Linked DNA regions of Homo sapiens: region 1 is linked to region 2. The links are chromatin loops, found by intact Hi-C in ENCODE. Cell type or tissue: endothelial cell of umbilical vein. All regions are shown on one strand. Each heading gives the region's core, and the rest is flanking DNA. Links, peaks and the distances in the headings are about the cores only.

What was found. Hi-C counts contacts between places; a loop is a spot of excess contacts. Peaks named below come from ENCODE experiments on the same cell type or tissue, not always from the same donor. Only the 100,000 strongest peaks of a DNase experiment are listed, where the experiment ranks them.
Region 1: it touches region 2 in a loop (6-fold over the local background); 2 of 110 quality-filtered maps call a loop at or near these places.

The regions. Positions count from the first base shown.
Region 1 is chr7:106,725,233-106,735,852 of GRCh38, forward strand. No RefSeq gene overlaps it. Among named protein-coding and RNA genes, the nearest start is that of LINC02577, 44 kb to the right of the region's middle. RefSeq lists an enhancer at 6,208-6,257. In endothelial cell of umbilical vein, for the core only: no CTCF peak of the experiment used is centred there; DNase peaks (open chromatin) are centred at 6,119 and 6,559; H3K27ac peaks cover 1,396 bases.
Region 2 is chr7:106,676,693-106,687,312 of GRCh38, forward strand. No RefSeq gene overlaps it. Among named protein-coding and RNA genes, the nearest start is that of CCDC71L, 21 kb to the left of the region's middle. In endothelial cell of umbilical vein, for the core only: no CTCF peak of the experiment used is centred there; a DNase peak (open chromatin) is centred at 5,219; H3K27ac peaks cover 1,507 bases.

The sequences.
Region 1 (10,620 bases), core at 4,744-7,243, 49 kb after region 2:
AAAAGAGGGAATCCTCCCTAACTCATTTTATGAGGCCAGCATCATCCTGGTACCAAAGCCTGGCAGAGACACAACAAAAAAAAAGAATTTTAGAACAATATCCCTGATGAACATCGATGCAAAAATCCTCAATAAAATACTGGCAAACCGAATCCAGCAGCACATCAAAAAGCTTATCCACCATGATCAAGTGGGCTTCATCCCTGGGATGCAAGGCTAGTTCAACATACGCAAATCAATAAACATAATCCAGCATATAAACAGAACCAAAGACAAAAACCACATGATTATCTCAATAGATGCAGAAAAGGCCTTTGACAAAATTCAACAGCCCTTCATGCTAAAAACTCTCAATAAATTAGGTATTGGTGAGACGTATCTCAAAATAATAAGAGCTATTTATGACAAACCCACAGCCAATATCATACTGAATGGGCAAAAACTAGAAGCATTCCCTTTGAAAACTGGCACAAGACAGGGATGCCTTCTCTCACCACTCCTATTCAACATAGTGTTAGAAGTTCTGGCCAGGGCAATCAGGCAGGAGAAAGAAATAAAGGGTATTCAATTAGGAAAATAGGAAGTCAAATTGTCCCTGTTTGCAGATGACATGATTGTATATCTAGAAAACTCCATCATCTCAGCCCAAAATCTCCTTAGGCTGATAAGCAACTTCAGCAAAGTCTCAGGATACAAAATCAATGTGCAAAAGTCACAAGCATTCCTATACACCAATAACAGACAAACAGAGAGCCAAATCATGAGTGAACTCCCATTCACAATTGCTTCAAAGAGAATAAAATACCTAGGAATCCAATTTATAAGGGATGTGAAGGACCTCTTCAAGGAGAACTACAAACCACTACTCAACAAAATAAAAGAGGATAGAAACAAATGGAAGAACATTCCACACTCATGGACAGGAAGAATCAATATCATGAAAATGGCCATACTGCCCAAGGTAATTTACAGATTCAATGCCATCCCCATCAAGCTACCAATGACTTTCTTCACAGAATTGGAAAAAACTACTTTAAAGTTCATATGGAACCAAAAAAGAGCCCGCATTGCCAAGTCAATCCTAAACCAAAAGAACAAAGCTGGAGGCATCACGCTACCTGACTTCAAACTATACTACAAGGCTACAGTAATCAAAACAGCATGGTACTGGTACCAAAACAGAGATATAGACCAATGGAACAGAACAGAGCCCTCAGAAATAATACCACACATCTACAACCATCTGATCTTTGACAAACCTGAGAAAAACAAGAAATGGGGAAACGATTCCCTATTTAATAAATGGTGCTGGGAAAACTGGCTAGCCATACGTAGAAGGCTGATACTGGATCCATTCCTGACACCTTATACAAAAAGTAATTCAAGATGGATTAAAGGCTTAAATGTTAGACCTAAAACCATAAAAACCCTAGAAGAAAACCTAGGCAATACCATTCAGGACATAGGCATGGGCAAGGACTTCATGTCTAAAACACCAAAAGCAATGGCAACAAAAGCCAAAATTGACAAATGGGATCTAATTAAACTAAAGAGCTTCTGCACAGCAAAAGAAAATACCATCAGCGTGAACAAGCAACCTACAGAATGGGAGAAAATTTTTGCAATCTTTCCATCTGACAAAGGGCTAATATCCAGAATCTACAAAGAACTCAAACAAATTTACAAGAAAAAAACAAACAACCCCATCAAAAAGTGGGCAAAGGATATGAACAGACACTTATCAAAAGAAGACATTGAACACGCCTGTAATCCCAGCACTTTGGGAGGCCGAGGCGGGCAGATCACAAGGTCAGGAGATTGAGACCATCCTGGCTAATACAGTGAAACGCCGTCTCTACTAAAAATACAAAAAATTAGCCAGGCAAGGTGGCAGGCGCCTGTAGTCCCAGCTATTCGGAAGGCTGAGGTGGGAGAATGGCGTGAACCCCGGAGGGGCGGAGCCTGCAGTGAGCCAAGATTGCGCCACTGCACTCTAGCCTGGGAGACAGCGAGAATCCGCCACAAAAAAAAAAAAAAAAAAAAGAAAGACACTGATGCAGCCAACAGACATATGAACAAACCTGCATGTTGTGCACATGTACCCTAAAACTTAGAGTATAATAAAAAAAAATGCTCATCATCACTGGCCGTCAGAGAAATGCAAATCAAAACCACAATGAGATACCATCTCACACCAGTTAGAATGGTGATCTTTAAAAAGTCAGGAAACAACAGGTGCTGGAGAGGATGTGGAGAAATAGGAACACTTTTACACTGTTGGTGGGACTGTAAACTAGTTCAACCATTGTGGAAGACACTGTGGGAATTCCTCAAGGATCTAGAACTAGAAATACTGTTTGACTCAGCCATCCCATTACTGGGTAGATACCCAAACGATTATAAATCATGCTGCTATAAAGGCACATGCACACGTATGTTTATTGCAGCAGTATTCACAATGGCAAAGACTTGGAACCAACCCAAATGTCCATCCATGATAGACTGGATTAAGAAAATGTGGCATGTATATACCATGGAATACTATGCAGCCATAAAACATGATGAGTTCATGTCCTTTATAGGGACATGGATGAAGCTGGAAACCATCATTCTCAGCAAACTATTGCAAAGACAGAAAACCAAACACCGCATGTTCTCACTCACAGGTGGGAATTGAACAATGAGAACACCTGGACACAGCAAGGGGAACACCACACACCAGGCCTGTTGTTGGGTGGGGGGAGGGGGGAGGGATAGCATTAGGAGATATACCTAATGTAAATGATGAGTTAATGGGTGCAGCACACCAACATGGCACATGTATACATATGTAACAAACCTGCACATTGTGCATGTGTACCCTAGAACTTAAAGTATAATAAAAATATATTTAAAAAATCAATTGTGTTTCTATACATTTGCAATGAATACACTAAAAATGAAATTAAGAAAACAAAATCTGTTTACAATAGCATGAAAAAGAATAAAATACTTAGGAATGAATTTAACAAAAGAAGTACTAAACTTATACTCTGAAAAATACAAAACATTGCTGAAAGAAATTAAAGAACACCTAAATAAATGGAAAGTCACCTCATGTTCATGGATTGGAAAATTTAATATTGTTAAGATGGCAATACTCCCCAAACTGATCTACAAATTCAACACAATTCCCATCAAAATTCTGGACCAATAATCTGATCCTAAAATTTATATGAGAGCGCAAGAAACAGAAGAGCTAAAACAACCTTGAAAACAAACAACAAAGTTGGAGGATTCACGCTTCCCCATTTCAAAACTTACTACAAAATCTACAGTAATCAAGACAGTGTGGTATTGGCATAAGATAAGACATACAGATTAATAGAATGAAATTAAAAATCTATAAGTAAACTCACACTTACTGTCAATTGATTTCCAACAAGGGAAATTTTTTCCCATTGAATTGATTTCCAACAAGGGAAATCAATTCAATGGGAAAATAAAAGTCTTTCCATAAATGGTGCTGACACAATCTGAAAAAAAAGAAGTTAGATCCTACCTCACATCTGTATAAAAATCAACTCAAATAGGATCCAATAACTAAGTGTAAAAGCTAAAACTATAAACTTCTTAGAAAAACAGAGGTAAATCTTCATGACCTTGTAGTAGGCAATGATTTCTTAGCTACGACACCCAACATATAAGCAACAACAACAAAAAAGAATAGGTAAATTGGATATCATAGCATTTAAAAAAAAAACTTTCCTGCTTCAAAACACACAATTAAGAAATTAAAAAGGCAACCCATAGGATGGGAGAAAATTTCTGCAAATCATATATCTGATGAAGGACTTGTGTGTGGAATATATAAAGAACCCTTACAACTTAACAATAAAAAGACAAATAATTTTCAAAAAAGCAAAGAACCTGAATAGACATTTTTCCAAAAAAGATATATAAATGGCCAATATGCACATGAAAAAAATGATCAACTTCATTAGCCTCAGGGAAATGCAAATCAAACCTACAATGGGCTGCTATTTCATGCAGATTATGATGGTTCTAATCAAAAAGTTAGATAATAACAAGTTAGCAAAAATGCAAAGAAATTGGAACTCTCATGCACTCCTAATGGAAATGTAACATAGTACATCTTTTGGAAAACAGTCTGGCAATTTTTCAAATAATTAAATATAGTGCTACCATACAGCTCAGCAATTCCCCTCCTAGGTATATACCCAAGAGAAATAAAAACATATGTCCACATAAAACCTTGTGTGTGAATATTCATAGTAGCATTCTTAATAATAGGCAAAAGTTAGATATAACCCAAATGTCCATCAACTAATGAATGTATAAATAAAATGTGGCATAAGCATACACTTGAATATTATTCAACCACAAAAAGGAATGAAGAACTGATACATGACACAGTGTGGATGAACCTTGAAAACGTTATGTTAAGTGAAAAAAGACAGTCACAAAGGATTATATATTGTATTATTCCATTATATTTAATGTCCAGAATATGGAAATTCACAGAGAAAGAAAGTAGGTTTGTGGTTTCCTAGAGCTAGGAGCAATGGGGGAATGAGGACGGATGGCCAAGGGATTTCTCTTTGTGGTGATGAAAATGATTTAAAATTTATTGTGGTGATGGTTGCACAACTCTGTGAAAATACTAAAAACCAGTGAATTGTACGCATTAAATGGGGAAATTGTATGTTATCTGAATTATGTGTTAATAAAAACTTTTTTAAATTATTGATTTAAGACTGAGTAAAAGAAGTGGTTATGGATATCAGGTTATGGGTTTAAATAAGGTCATTGGCTGAAGTCAAAAAGTTGAGGAAATTCCCAACTAGAAACCTCAACTTCCTCACTGAAATAGAAGGCAAATCCATCTGCCAAGTAGGAGTTTATAATCAGATAATGGTACATCAGAGGTAAAGACTGCAGAGGTGGTACAGTTCCAGGTGATGACAGGTTCCAAGGTGTGTCATGAAAGTGAGTGGCTAAGCTGGAGAAGAGGGAGAGGGGGTGGAGGCCCAGGAAGTGACAAAGCTTAATACACCTCACAAGTACTTGTTGAATTGAATGAAAGAATTACTTCCCCTGCCAGCACTGTATGATACATTAAGGCCTCAGTGTTACTTTAATCATCTTGGAAATTGTCACCATGTTTGCCCTAAGTAAGTTTCTTTCTTTTTCTACTAAATTTAGGGATAGGCGTATGAGTTTCAATGGAGACCATACTCAAGTTACCTCTCACCTATGGATGAAAAAAGGAAAGAAAAAGAAATTGGGGTTTTCTAAGTGTACTATGATTACACTGAGAGTATAAAAACTACTTAGGAGAATAAGCTTCTAGAAATTTAGAATGAAAACAATGCATACGCAAAACAATAAATAAGATACTAAACACAATTAACTACTGATTCAAGAAATTCACCTAAGACCTACTTTCTTTGTAGCCCCAAGTTCAGTAGAGTCAGAGGGAGGATTTCTGGGAACCCCAAACGCCTTTTCCTTGCATTCCCCCTCTGATCCAGAAGATCTTCTCAGGTCCCAGCTAATCTTTCCATTGAGGCCACCATTCTCTCACCTGTAGGGTCCCTATACCCCCCTATGTCATAGAAAGGTTTAGAGCTGAGCATCATCCCCCCATTTTCATTGCCCCCATACCAGTCCCCTCTACTAACACAAACATACAATGATAATAAAGGTTCAGGGCAAAATATAGAAACCTATCTATTTGTATTAAGCACAAAGGAATTTAATAAAGGAAATTGGGTGTTTACATATGAACTAGAATGGCTGGAGGAGCAGGCTCAAGGTTGGGCCCCCAGGAATAACTCCTAGAACAATGCAGAACTGACTATCCAGGCAAGCTACTTGCTCTGCAGCAATCAGGATGGTGAGTAGCCAGCAGGCTGACACTGGAACTTTTGAGTTCATGAACCCACAAGGATAGCTGTGTCCCAGGATCAGAAAGTCAGGATCGAGAAGCTACTGCTGCCACACCACAACTGCCTATAACCATCTATGAAGCTAATGTCTGAACACTAGAACACCACTTCAGAAAAACGTGAGATCTTGGAGATGGTCCAAGATCTTGTTCACACACAGAAAAACAGACAATAGAAGGAAGGTGGCTTCTGTTTCACTTCTGCTTTCTACATGTAAAACAAAGCGTATTTAATAAATTCATCCAAAGGAGTCAGGGAAACGTGGTTTCCAGCATTCAAAAAAAGAGCTGGAAATGGCTGAGTGCCAATCAGCTATATCCAGCATACAAACACACTATAAATGCATACATGTGCATATGTGTACACACACGATCCCAGATGACAAGATTATTGGCCCTTTTTGTTATGTGAATTTTTGTAATAACCCCAACAGAAAATAGAAAATAATACAAATGAGAAACATGGAAAATTACAAAAGTCCCAAAATTTCACATAGGCTATAGAGTCTTGGCCTCTACAGTCACTGGTTACCGACTTCCTCTAAGGAATTAAGTGCATGTCCTATGGGCAGCCCTGTGGTTTTAATTATCTTGAGGTTCAGGCTCACCAGTGCTCTCTAGTACTCAATAATAAGGAGTCTGACTCCATTGTTGATGTTTAACAGCTGACAGCTGTCAAGCCCTGCCACGCCTCCTTCCTTTTGTGCCCCACATCCAAGCAAGCTGATAAAAAAAAAAATTTAAAAAAAGAAAAAAGAAAAAAAGCCTTGGTGCTCCTTTGGCACCGATGGGAAATTCAAACCATACAAACGTTGGCCAGCATGAGGAAACCAGCAACCCAGCCTCACTCCCTAACTATTATAAAACCCCAAGCAGGGAGGTTTCCCCTCCCTGCTCTTTCAAGGCATTTTCAGATCTGCTTGGGAGCCTGCCCTGTTCCCTCTAGAAAACCTCATTACATGTGCAATAAACCTTCCATCCCCTCTTTGTGTATGTGTGGCATCATGAGTCTTGACATCTAAACCAAATTTTGTGTGGGAGGTCCATCTCACCACCGAGGGATACCACAAGAGGTTCCACCCCACAACTCGCCACCAAAACACTCCCATATCATACATTTCTGACCCCATCCTTTCTCCCTCATGATCCTTTCTCCTACCTACTGATACCGTCCAGGCAGAAGGGTGTGTCTCTTTGTATTCAGTGGAGACTTGGCTTCTCTGCAGGACAAGATTGGGTGAAGCTCAATTTGCCAGAGCTCTGCTTTGCCCAGCGAAGTTTCTTTCAGAGCACTTCCTCCCAAAGACCGTGTTAACCTTTCTCCCTATTGTCAAATCTTGATTATCGCCTCATGCCCATGTGAAACTCCCTTAGTTGATAATTTCATCCACAATTGCTTGCTGCTGTCGTTGGTGTCTGTTCTCTCTGCTCTGCTCTGCTCTTTTGGAGCTTTGATGCCTGGCTTAGCACCTTTGCCCACCTAAAGACTCCTTTGACCCTGGAATATGAGTGATGATACTCTCAAAGACATTTAATTTCAATGATATTCACCTTGCAAACTACTAACACCACCATCCTGCCTCTCATCACTGTCATCACTTTCAGCCGAGATTCAGACATCTCCAGTCATTTGTCTGCTCCCATACTTTCTTCTTAATACTGCTCACTTTGTCTGGTATCAACTGCCCTTAGACATCTTCATTTGGATAACTCCTTCTCATCCTACTGGACTCAGAGCTTTCTGTTCTTTGTCAGGGCTATCACTGCCTTTCTATTGTCCCCATTATACAAAATACATTAAAAATAACAGGAATTGTAAATTGGCATCTTACAGTCTGCCTCTGGCTAGAAGCTATATTTTATTTGGCCAGCAATGGGTTTTTGAAAAAACACATTTTTCCGAAAGAATTCAAAGCAGGATCTCAAAAAGATACTTGGATGGCCATGTTCCTTGCAGTATTATTCACAATAGCCTAGAGGTGGAGGCAACTTGAATGTCCATCCACAGATAAATGGACTAACAAAATGTGTTATATACAGAAAATGAAATAGTATTTCACCTTTTAAAAGAAGGAAATCCTGTCACGTGCTACACCATGGATGCACTTGGAAGACATTATACTAAGCGAATTAAGACAGTCATAAAAAGACAAATACTGTATGATTCCACACATATGAGTTATCTAAAGTAGCCAAATGCATGGATACAGAAAGTAGAATGTTGGTTGGCAGGGGCTGGTAAGAGGGGGAACATAGGGAATTGTTGTTTAACATGTATAAAGTTTCAGTTTTGTGAAATGAAAAAGTTCTAGAGATCTATTGCACAAGAATGGGAATATACTTTATACTACTGAACTGTACACTTAAGATGATAAATTTTATATATTTTTATCATAAGTAAAAATAAAAAAACAAAACTTCTAAAATTTGAATGCTTTTAGAGGGACACTCTACTTCACCTGAGGCCCAACACTAGCCTGATTTACGAGTTTAAATGAACTTTCAGGCCCCCATAAACATTAATTTTGAGTTTGGAATAATGAGAGAATTTAAAAATGAAATAAGATGAACCTGGAGTTCTTATTAAATAGGAATGTGGGATTTAACATTGAGAATGATTCCTTTGTTTGGCAAACATTCATTGAACTCTAGCACCTGGCACTTGCTAGGTACTCCAAATACAAAAGTGATCATCTCAGTTCCTGCCCTCAAAGATTTTATATTCTAAGCAAACTGAATTACAGTATAGTTTAATAAGCATTGTGATCAAGGGCTGTGCAGGTTATCAAGTGCTCCCTCCACAGAAAGGAAGAGCTATGAGAACTGGTAAGATGGGCATGGGAGGATGAAGAAAGATAACCAAAAGGGGCATCTCCTAAACTGAGCATTGTAGGATGAATAGGAGTTATCCAGGGACAATCACATATTTGAGAATTTTCCATTTCTTCTTACGTTGTTGATTTCTAGTTTCATTGCATTGTGGTTAGAAAAGATACCTGGTATGACTTTAGTCTTCTTAAGTTTGTTGAAACTTGTTTTGTAACCAAACATGTGATCTGTCCTGCAGAATGTTCTATGTACACTTGAGAAGAATGTGTTCTGCTGCTATTGGATAGAATGTTCTATGTATGTCTGTAAGATCCATCTGGTCCATGGTATTGTTTCAGTGCAGCACTGTTTTCTTATTTATTTTCTGTCTGAATGTTCTATTGTTGAAAGTGAGGTATTGAAGTCCTCCACTACTATTGTATTGCTATGTCTCCTTTCAAACCTGTCAATGTATGCTTTATATATTTAGGTGCACTTATGTTAAGTGCATATACATTTATAATTGTTATATCTTCCTGATGAATTGTCCCTTTTATCATTATATAGTGACCTTTTTTGTCACTTGTGATAGTTCTTAAGGTCTATTTTGTGTGATATAAGTATAGCCAGCCTGCTATCTTTTGGTTACGTTTGCATGGAATGTCTTTTTCCATCTCTTCACCTTCAGCTTATGTGTGCCTTTGATTCTAAAGTGAGTCCCTTGTAGACAGCACATTGTTAGATCTTGTTGTTTCATCTACTCAGCCACTCTATGTCTTTTGATTAGGAGTTTAATTCATTTATATTTAAAGTAGTTATTTATAAGTAAGGATTTACTACTGTCATTGCTTTCTGTTTTGTATTTCTTTTGTTTCTCTTTCCCTTTTTTCTGTTTACCTTTGTGATTTATTGACTTTTTATAGTGATTTGCATTGATTCCTTTCTCTTTTTTGTGTGTGTATGTCTACTATGGGAATTTTCCTTGTGGTTACCTTGATTGCATGAAACACAGTAGTCTATTTTAAACTGATAACTTGTCTTCCACTGTATACAGAAACTCTATATCTCTCACACACACACTTTATATTATTGATGTCACACTTTAAATCTTTTTTTTTTTTTTTTTTTGATACATGATCTTGCTCTGTCACCTAGGTTGAACATGGCTCACTGCAGCCTCAACCTCCTGGGCTTAAGTGATCATCTTGCTTCAGCCTCCCAAGTAGCTGGGACTACAGGCCTGTGCCACCACACCCAGCTAATTTTTTTGTTTCTTTTGTAGAGACAAAGTCTTGCCATGTTTCCCAGGCTGGTCTCCAGCTCCTGGGCTCAAGCAATCTTCAGCCTCCCAAAGTGTTAGAATTATAGGTGTGAGCCACTATACCCAGCTTCTATCTTCTTTTAATATTGTATATCTATCCATAAATTTTCATATTTATAGTTATTTTTTAAACTTTTTTCATTTAACTTTTATACTAGAGCTAAATGTATCCACCAACATTACATTACCACAGTTTTCTGTGTTGGTCAATGTATTTACTTTTACTACTAAGTTTTATACTTTCGTGTGCTTTCATATTGCTGTTTAGTGTCCTTTCATTTCAACTTGAAGAACTCCACTTAGTATTTCTTGTAAGACAGGTCTAGTGGTAATGGAATTTCTCCATTTTTTGTTTGTCTGGAACATTTTTTATTTCTCCCTCATTTCTGAAGGACAGTTTTGACAGGTAATGTATTTTTGGCTAGCAGGGTGTTTTTCCCCCACTACCCCCACTCAGCCCTTTGAATAGATTACCTCACTCCCTTCTGACCCACAAGGTTTCTGCTGAGAAATCCACTGACAGTCTTATGGGGGCTTCTCG
Region 2 (10,620 bases), core at 3,965-6,464:
TATTTAGAAAACCCCATTGTCTCAGCCCAAAATCTCCTTAAGCTGATAAGCAACTTCAGCAAAGTCTCAGGATACAAAATCAATGTGCAAAAATCACAAGCATTCTTACACACCAATAATAGACAAACAGAGGCCAAATCATGAGTGAACTCCCATTCACAATTGCTAAAAAGAGAATGAAATACCTAGGAATCCAACTTACAAGGGATGTGAAGGACCTCTTCAAGGAGAACTGCAAACCACTGCTCAACAAAATAAAAGAGGACAAAAACAAATGGAAGAACAGTCCATGCTCATGGATAGGAAAAATAAATTTCATGAAAATGGCCATTCTGCCCAAGGTAGTTTATAGATTCAATGCCATCCCCATCAGGTTATCACTGACTTTCTTCACAGAATTGGAAAAAACTACTTTAAACTTCATATGGAACCAAAAAAGAGCCCGCATTGCCAAGACAATCCTAAGCAAAAAGAACAAACCTGGAGGCATCATGCTACCTGACTTCAAGCTATACTACAAGGCTACAGTAACCAAAACAACATGGTACTGCTACCAAAACAGAGATATAGACAATGGAACAGAACAGAGCCCTCAGAAATACCACCACACATCTCAACCATCTGATCTTTGACAAACCTGACAAAAGCAAGAAATGGGGAAAGGATTCCCTATTTAATAAATGGTGCTGGGAAAACTGGCTAGCCATATGTAGAAAGCTGAAACTGGATCCTTTCCTTATACCTTACACAAAAATTCATTCAAGATGGATTTAGACCTAAAACCATAAAAACCCTAGAAGAAAACCTAGGCAATACCATTCAGGACATAGGCATGGGCAAGGACTTCATGACTAAAACACCAAAAGCAATGGCAACAAAAGCCAAAATTGACAAATGGGATCTAATTAAACTAAAGAGCTTCTGCATGGCACAAGAAACTACCATCAGAGTGAACAGGCAACCTACAGAATGGGAGAAAATTTTTGCAACCTACCCATCTGACAAAGGGCTAATATCCAGAAACTACAAAGAAGTTAAACAAATTTACAAGAAAAAATCAAACAACCCCATCAAAAAGTGGGCAAAGGATATGAACGGACACTTCTCAAAGAAGACATTTATGTAGGCAATAGACATATGGAAAAATGCTCATCATCACTGGTCATCACAGAAATGCAAATCAAAACCACAATGAGATACCGTCTCACACCAGTTAGAATGGCAATCATTAAAAAGTCAGGAAACAACAGGTGCTGGAAAGGATGTGGAGAAATAGGAACACTTTTACACTGGTGGTGGGAGTGTAAACTAGTTCAACCATTATGGAAGACAGCGTGGCAATTCCTCAGGGATCTAGAACTAGAAATACCATTTGACCTAGCGATCCCATTACTGGGTATATACCCAAAGGATTATAAATCATGCTACTATAAAGACACATGCACACGTATGTTTATTGGGGCACTATTCACAATAGCAAAGACTTGGAACCAACCCAAATGTCCATCAATGATAGAGTGGATTAAGAAAATGTGGCACATATACACCATGGAATACTATGCAACCATAAAAACGGATGAGTTCATGTCCTTTGCAGGAACATGGATGAAGCTGGAAACCATCATTCTCAGCAAACTATCACAAAGAAAACCAAACACTGCATGTTCTCACTCATAGGTGGGAATTGAACAATGAGGACACTTGGACACAGGGCAGGGAACATCACACACTGGGGCCTGTTGGTGCGGTGGGGGTCGGGGGGAGGGATAGCATTAGGAGAAATACCTAATGTAAATGTCAAGTTGATGGGTGCAGCACACCAACATGGCATATGTATACCTATGTAACAAATCCACACGTTGTGCACGTGTACCCTAGAACTTAAAGTATATATATATATAAAAAGACCAGCACTCTTTTCAGCCCTGTTTCTCCTTGCTCATAGTAAAAGCATTCTACAATTGTTTTGAAACAAGTATTTTAATGTTGAACATTACAGAATCTTGTTTGGCTGTCTATAAAACTTCACCCTTTCCATGTTTATCTTCTTCTAATTTAAGTCCTGATTGACATGAACAAACTAGATTATCTATTAAGATATCATCAAGCTCTTAAATTCTTTGAACAAAAGAGGTATAAAATAAATATTTTTAAAAGATGAGAAGACATAGAAAGTAAAGCTTAGTGGTTCTCAACCAGCTGGGAAACCAAGCCTATGGAGCTGATGTAGTGGCCCAGGGTCTGTGACCAGGGGTCCCTCATAGACGTGTCCAGTGGGGGATGTGGCAGCCCAAGTGAACACAAAACACCTCCCAGCTGGGGCAAGGGCTCCCACAGCACTGGCGTCCTTCAGGCAGCAGCTACCACATCCCGGCCTGGGCACACAATTTGTAGGGAATTCTCAGGGAATTACATTTGGTATGATTGGGGAAAAGAAAGAAAGAGGGAAGTTAGTTTAGATCCCAGTTTGTGGTCCTCCGTAAGAGCTACCAAACAACCTTAGGTATAAGCTCAGGTTTATGCTGGGTCAGGCATTGAGTATATGCCTGTTAGTCAATGGTGAACTTCTCCTACCAAAAAAGAAAAAGCAGTTACTCCTCTCAAACCCTACCCCATACAAGAACTTGCTCCTACTTAGCCAAACTTACTTCCTCTTTTAGAGGAGCTTTTTACTGGCCATAGACAAAGAGAGAGGGCCACAGTAGACTTTGTTAAGAGGCTTATCTTTACTATCTCACCATTACAATCAACATTTTCTCCAACTCCAATCAACATCTGAGGGGTATGACACACTACCTGTTCTTTCCTGTTTTGGACTTGAGAATGAGAGATCACGATCAGCAACGTTGTTAAACCTCAAATCAACCCTGAGACTGTCCAGCTCAGACATCTAGTTAATGAATCAGTAAATGTCCTCATATGTCCTGATGTCAGCTGTTACTTACAGCTCTACTCATACTGATACAGACCACCAGGAGATTGTGACACGCACTTCACCCCTTCAAGGATGTGCCTGACCCTACCGTGACCCCACTGACTGCCAGTGTTAGAGATTTCCCAGAACTGTTTTAGATTTCAAAATATGTGGAAATTACTTTCTTGAGAAATTCTTCCACATTCAGGTGAAACATAATAAATAATCATTGCCTCAAGCAATAAATACATGAATAATATGGAAAATATGTTGGAGAAGGAAAGACCAAAGAGACCAAAGGGTTCTGTCACTTACACGATATTTTGATGTAACTTACTTAACTCTTATTTTCAAAGATTTGTATCTAGATTTACTGGAATTATTTTCCCCAAATTGTGCCCAGGAATACATTTCTACTGTCTCATCAGCCATCTCCCACTCTTTGTCGAGTAACTAAGCTGTATTTTAACGAATCTTTTCTTTTCTATATAAATGAAAAGGATCAAGGATCCTCTCCCAAATCATTTTCCCAGCTTTTTTTGCATTTTCCTCTCATAAAGATTTTTCAAAATAATCAGATAGCACAATATATTTTATATGGTAGTAAATTTTAATATAAAATGCATTTCTTATGAAGACAACATTATAGTAACATTAATAAAAATTAAAACAAAAATACACTTGGAGTATCAATATTCAAATACCTATTTTTATATTTCTTTACTTCTTTTCTTGCTTTTGTCAATTTTATATTGTCATATAGTTTTTTCACTTATATAATCGATGCTTTTAATTCTGGCTGTTCATCATAATATCATATTTTTCCTATCAGCCTGCTCAAATACAATATTTGTGAGACATTGAGGATATTAGGACATTGTTTTCAGCTTTTATAGATTATAAATAATTTATTCATATAAATATGGATTATAATAATGTGCCTTTTGAACTTTTATTTTTCTTCTTTTCACTATGTCTCTAAGATAGATTCCCTGGGTTGAGAAGTAAGAAGAAATTTGAAACTTCTCAATACATATTGCCATGTTGATTTTTAAGCAGATTACACTGAGTTACAATACTTCCAGCAATATATGTCTCACCCCAACCTTTCCAGCTCTAGGTGTTTTATATATTTTAAGCATTTTTTCCTGTCGTTATTAATTATTAGTTTAGTTGCATTTATTCTATTATTAGTGAGAGTAAGCATTTGATTTTATATATCTTGACCTACACTTATTTGCATTACCTTTTCATGATCTCTTACCCCTCCTATGGTTTCTACTATTTTTTGACATTTTAATCAGTAATTTGGATGACAGTTGACAGGCTTATTGGTTTATTTATTTAGAGACATGGTCTCTCTCTGTTACCCAGGCTGGAGTGCAGCAGCATGATCATGGCTCACTGCAGCCTTGACCTCCCAGGCTCAAGCAATCCTCCCATTTCAGCCTCCCCAGTAGCTGGTGTGTGCCATCACACCCACCTAATTTTTATATGTTTTGTAAAGACAGGGTTTCATCATATTGCCCAAGCTGCTTTTGAACTCCTGGGCACAAGCGATACACCTGCTTTGACCTCCCAACACGTTGGGATTACAGGCATGAGCCACCATGCCCGTTAGGTTTATCAGATTTAGAGTTCCCATGGAGCGATAAGGGAGAGCTAATATCTCCTTCTAAACTACCTGAAATAATGAACCAATTCTACAAAATGTAATTTCACAGAAACAAGTATAAAATCTATAAGTAGGGTCCAGAAACAACTGTGGAAGTGTACCATAAAAGAACTATATCTTAGAAGCTGGGTGTGATGGCGTGCTCTCATAGTCTCAGCTTTTCAGGAGGCTGAGAAGGATCACTTAAGCCCATGAGTTCTAGGTTACAGTGAGCTGTGATCACACCACTGCACTCCAGCCTGGGCAACAAAGTGAGACTCTGTCTCTTAAAAAAAGAAAACAACAATAACAACAGAAACAAAAGCAAAAACAAAAACAAAAAAACCCTACTAACTGGATGGAAAATTACCTAAAGAAAAAAAAAGTAAAACAAACAAACAAAACCAACTACTTTATGGCAAAAACCACAATTACTTTTGCACCAACCTAAAACTATAAGATCTATATCTTAATAGCAGTGATGTTTAAAGGATAAAGGGACCTTCCATTTTGCAAGTGTTCACTGCTCAAAAACTATTGTGATTCTACAGCTACCTTACTAATAATAGATCTGTTCTGCAACCTTTTGACCATTCCTGGAGTACTGTGTATAGTTTTGGGACACTGGAGCCTATTCCCAAGGGAACAACCAGGAAAATAAAGTGACTCAACAGTAGGGCATGGAAAGAATGGATAGATGTCTGGGGATATTTTGCCTGGAGAATACAAGTCTCGTGTGGGATGTTATTAATGACCTGTAAGCACTTTAATCTTTGCTTTTTCTCTGAGGTTCTAAGCAGAGCAGCACCTAGCCATGGAGCCATTGTGTGATAAGAAAAAAGCATCTCCATTGGGCAGACGAGTTGAGAAAGGTTCCCTCTTCTCTGGGCAGGCAGAGTGTCACACTTTGGAGCAAAGCATAGCAAGGGAAGTGTGGCTGCATTTCTGTCCCCATTTATCCCCTTGGTTACTCACTTTGAGGCACAAATGGTTCAACTGTATGCAGTGGCCCTAGCTCTAAAATGGATCAATAAACTATGGCCAAAGACCAAATCCAGCCTACCACTTGTTTTATAGATAAAATCTTGTTGCAGTGCAGTCACACTCATCCGCACTGTCTAGTTTGCTTTCCTGCTACAATGGCAGAGTTGAATAGCGGCTATATGGCCCACAAAGCCTAAAATATTTACTGCGTACCCCTTCACAGAAAAAGTTTGCCAACCTCTGTTCTATAACGGCTTTAGTAATCTACTGACAAACATCAGGATTTGGAGTGCCACTTAGGGTTTTGAAGGGTGAGTGCCTATTTTTTAAAAGCAAATTTTGGAAAAAAAATTTATCTTCTCAGTTATTACGCTATTTGTTTTCCCTTTAGTCATCTGACACTATTAGAGTATTTATATATTAGAATGCTTCTGCTTGTAAATAATGGAAACTCATTTGGTTTCAACTGAGCAGAAAGAGGATATTGGATGGGTAGCTTGGCACTCTGAGAACCCAATCCTCAGAAAAGGACCAACAGCAAGGCCAAGCATGGTAAGTATCCTAGAAGTCTTTGATCTCCATTTCCCATCTCTGCTTCTCTCTGTGCTTCCAATTTATTTTATTTCATTTTAAAGAAACTTTTAATCAAAAGATGATACTTATAGAGTTTTAAACTCATCAAGTTACATAAGGCTTAAACAAAAAAATAACAGTCCCTACTCACTGTATGTCACTTTCCAATTTTCATTTCCCAGAAGCAACCACTTTCAACTCTTCTAGCATTTCATCTGCTCATATGTCTAATAATATACTGCTATTTCTTGATTCTTCAGTTTTAAGCATTATATGTATGTATTTCTTATTATAAAATGTGAGGATTCTCCTTTGCTCTACCTCCTAATATATTTTTATCACTTATTTTTGCTAAGTCTGTATTTGGCATTTACATTGCTATGATTATGTAAGTAAAGCAATCTTTCTAACAGTTAATGTCATCCAAAAATGGAAAAGTGTCTTGTAAGTTAGTGAGCTTCTGAAAACTGAATATACTTGGAAGACAGATGTTTTATTTATCTTTATATCTCCAGTATCTTCTACAATGCTTGCATTTGTGAGGTAATCTCTAAATGCTTTTTGAATGACTGAATGTCAATAAAAGTATTCAAACAGACGTTGATTACTGCTTTTAAGAATCTATCATAGAGGATTTCTGCATTGGGTGAGAGTGGATTAAATAAATTAGCAAATTTTATAGTTTTATGATCTACCTAAACCCATGGCTTCATCCACCTCTTATATTCTGACATGTCCTTGGAAGGACTATATCATATTTAACCTCGTGTCCCTAAAATCAAAGACAGTGCCTGGTAAAGACTAGACATCCAACAACTCAGTGAACAATGGATTAATGAATGAATCACTCTTCTAGATTCCTAGTCAATTCCCTATAGACATCTTGGTGTCAGTTGCCTTCTCAATCTATGTTTACATTGTTCTTTTTTTTTTTTTTTTTTTTTGAGACGTAGTCTCACACTGTCACCCGGGGTTGGAGTGCAGTGGCACAATCTCGGCCCATTGCAACCTCCAGTTCCTGGGTTCAAGTGATTCTTCTGCCTCAGCCTCCTGAGTAGCTGGGATTAAAGGCACTTGCCACCACACCCAGCTAATTTTTTGTATTTTTAGTAGAAACAGGGTTTCAGCATGTTGGCCAGGCTAGTCTTGAACTCCTGACCTGCCTCGGCCCCCCAAAGTGCTGGGATTACAGGTTGGACCCACTGTGCCGGGCCCTACATTGTTCTTACACTTCCTTTCTATCTGTCTAAATCCTCTCCATCAAGTGATCACTTTCTACTACACCAAGTTATTTAGTAACTGCATTAATCATTTGGCATTTACTGTGTGTGACTTTGTTTTGTTAGGGGTGTGTATGAACACACACCTGTCTCATCATTTCACTGGGAAAGGCTGCATCTTCTACTTTGAATCCCTGGTTTTCATCACAGTGCCAACCCATGACTGTATGTATCCACTGATTGGTTGATTCTGTCAACCTCAAAATAAAATGTACGTGAGATCCACATTGAGAATATTTGGTATATTAAAATTCAAACTTTAAAAATGGAAAATTGAGAAATATTATAAAATCTTTTATTATTATACTTTAAGTTCTAGGGTACATGTGCACAATGTGCAGGTTTGTTACATATGTATACATGTGCCATGTTGGCGTGCTACACCCATTAACTCGTCATTTACATTAGGTATATCTCCTAATGAAATCCCTCCCCCTCCCCACAACCCACAACAGGCCCCAGTGTGTGATGTTCCCCTTCCTGTGTCCCAGTGTTCTCATTGTTCAATTCCCATCCATGAGTGAGAACATGCGGTGTTTGGATTTTGTCCTTGCAATAGTTTGCTGAGAATGATGGTTTCCAGCTTCATCCATGTCCCTACAAAGGACATGAACTCACCCTTTTTTATGACTCCATTGTATTCAATGGTGTATATGTGCCACATTTTCTTAATCCAGTCTATCACTGATGAACATTTGGGTTGGTTCCAAGTCTTTGCTACTGTGAATAGTGCCACAAAAACATACATGTGCATGTGTCTTTATAGCAGCATGATTTATAATCCTTTGGGTATATACCCAGTAATGGGATTGCTGGGTCAAATAGTATTTTTAATTCTAGATCCTTGAGGAATCACCACACTGTCTTCCACAATGGTTGAACTAGTTTACAGTCCCACCAACAGTGTAAAAGTGTTCCTGTTTCTCCACATCCTCTCCAGTACCTGTTGTTTCCTGACTTTTTAATGATCGCCATTCTAACTGGTGTGAGATGGTATCTCATCCTGGTTTTGATTTGCATTTCTCTGATAGCCAGTGATGATGAGCATTTTTTCATGTGTCTGTTGGCTGCATCAATATGTTCTTTTGAGAAGTGTCTGTTCATATCCTTTGCCCACTTTTTGATGGGGTTGTTTGTTTTTTTCTTGTAAATTTGTTGTAGTTCTTTGTAGATTCTGGATATTAGCCCTTTGTCAGATGAGAAGATTGCAAAAATTTTCTCCCATTCTGTAGGTTGCCTGTTCACTCTGATGGTAGTTTCTTTTGCTGTGCAGAAGCTCTTTAGTTTAATTAGATCCCATTTGTCAATTTTGGCTTTTGTTGCCATTACTTTTGGTGTTTTAGACATGAAGTCCTTGCCCATGCCTATATCCTGAAGGGTATGTCTAGGTTTTCTTCTAGGGTTTTTATGGTTTTAGGTCTAACATTTAAGTCTTTAATCCATCTTCAATTAATTTTTGTATAAGGTGTAAAGAAGGGATCCAGTTTCAGCTTTCTACATATGGCTAGCCAGTTTTCCCAGCACCATTTATTAAATAGGGAATCCTTTCCCCTTTTCTTGTTTTTGTCAGGTTTATCAAAGATCAGATGATTGTAGATGTGTAGTATTATTTCTGAGGGCTCTGTTCTGTTCCATTGGTTTATATCTCTGTTTTGGTAGCACTACCATGCTGTTTTGATTACTGTAGCCTTGTAGTATAGTTTGAAGTCAGGTAGCATGATGCCTCCAGCTTTGTCTTTTGGCTTAGGATTGACTTTGCAATGTGGGCTCTTTTTTAGTTCCATATGAACTTTAAAGTAGTTTTTTCCAATTCTGTGAAGAAAGTCATTGGTAGCTTGATGGGGATGACTTTGAATCTATAAATTACCTTGGGCAGTATACCCATTTTCACGATATTGATTCTTCCTATCCATGAGCATGGAATGTTCTTCCATTTGTTTTTGTCCTCTTTTATTTTGTTGAGTAGTGGTTTGTAGTTCTCCTTGAAGAGGTCCTTCACATCCCTTGTAAGTTGGATTCCTAGGTATTTTATTCTCTTTGAAGCAGTTGTGAATGGGATTTCACTCATGATTTGGCTCTCTGTTTGTCTGTTATTGGTGTATAAGAATGCTTGTGATTTTTGCACATTGATTTTGTATCCTGAGACTTTGCTGAAGTTGCTTATCAGCTTAAGGAGATTTTGGGCTGAGATGATGGGGTTTTCTAAATATGCAATCATGTCATCTGCAAACAGGGACAATTTGACTTCCTCTTTTCCTAACTAAATACTCTTTATTTCTTTCTCCTGCCTGATTGCCCTGGCCAGAACTTCCAACACTGTGTTGAGTAGGAGTGGTGAGAGAGGGCATCCCTGTCTTGTGCCAGTTTTCAAAGGGAATGCTTGTAGTTTTTGCCCACGCAGTATGATATTTGCTGTGTCTTTGTCATAAATAGCTCTTATTATTTTGAGACATGTCCCATCAATACTAAATTTATTGAGAGTTTTTAGCATCAAAGGCTGTTGAATTTTGTCAAAGGCCTTTTCTGCATCTATTGAGATAACCATGTGGTTTTTGTCTTTGGTTCTGTTTATATGCTGGATTATGTTTATTGATTTGCATATTCTGAACAAGCCTTGCATCCCAGGCATGAAGCCCACTTGATCATGGTGGAAAAGCTTTTTGATGTACTCCTAGATTTGGTTTGCCAGTATTTTATTGAGGATTTCTGCATCGATGTTCATCAGTGATATTAGTCTAAAATTCTCTTTTTTTGTTGTGTCTCTGCCAGGCTTTTCAGGGTGCTGGCCTCATAAAATGAGCTACGGAGGATTCCCTCTTTTTCTATTGATTGAAATAGTTTCAGAAGGAATGGTACCAGCTCCTCCTTGTACCTCTGGTAGAATTTGGCTGTGAATTTGTCTTGTCCTGGACTTTTTCTGGTTGGTAGGCTATTAATTATTGCCTCAATTTCAGATCCTGTTATTGGTCTATTCAGAGATTCAACTTCTTCCTGGTTTAGTCTTGGGAGGGTTTATGTGTCCAGGAATTTATCCATTTCTTCTAGATTTTCTAGTTTATTTGCATAGAGGTGTTTATAGTATTCTCTGATGGTAGTTTGTATTTCTGTGGGATCGGTGGTGAGATCCCCTTTATCATTTTTTATTGTGTCTATTGGATTCTTCTCTCTTTTATTCTGTATTAGTCTCGCTAGCGGTCTATCAATTTTGTTGATCT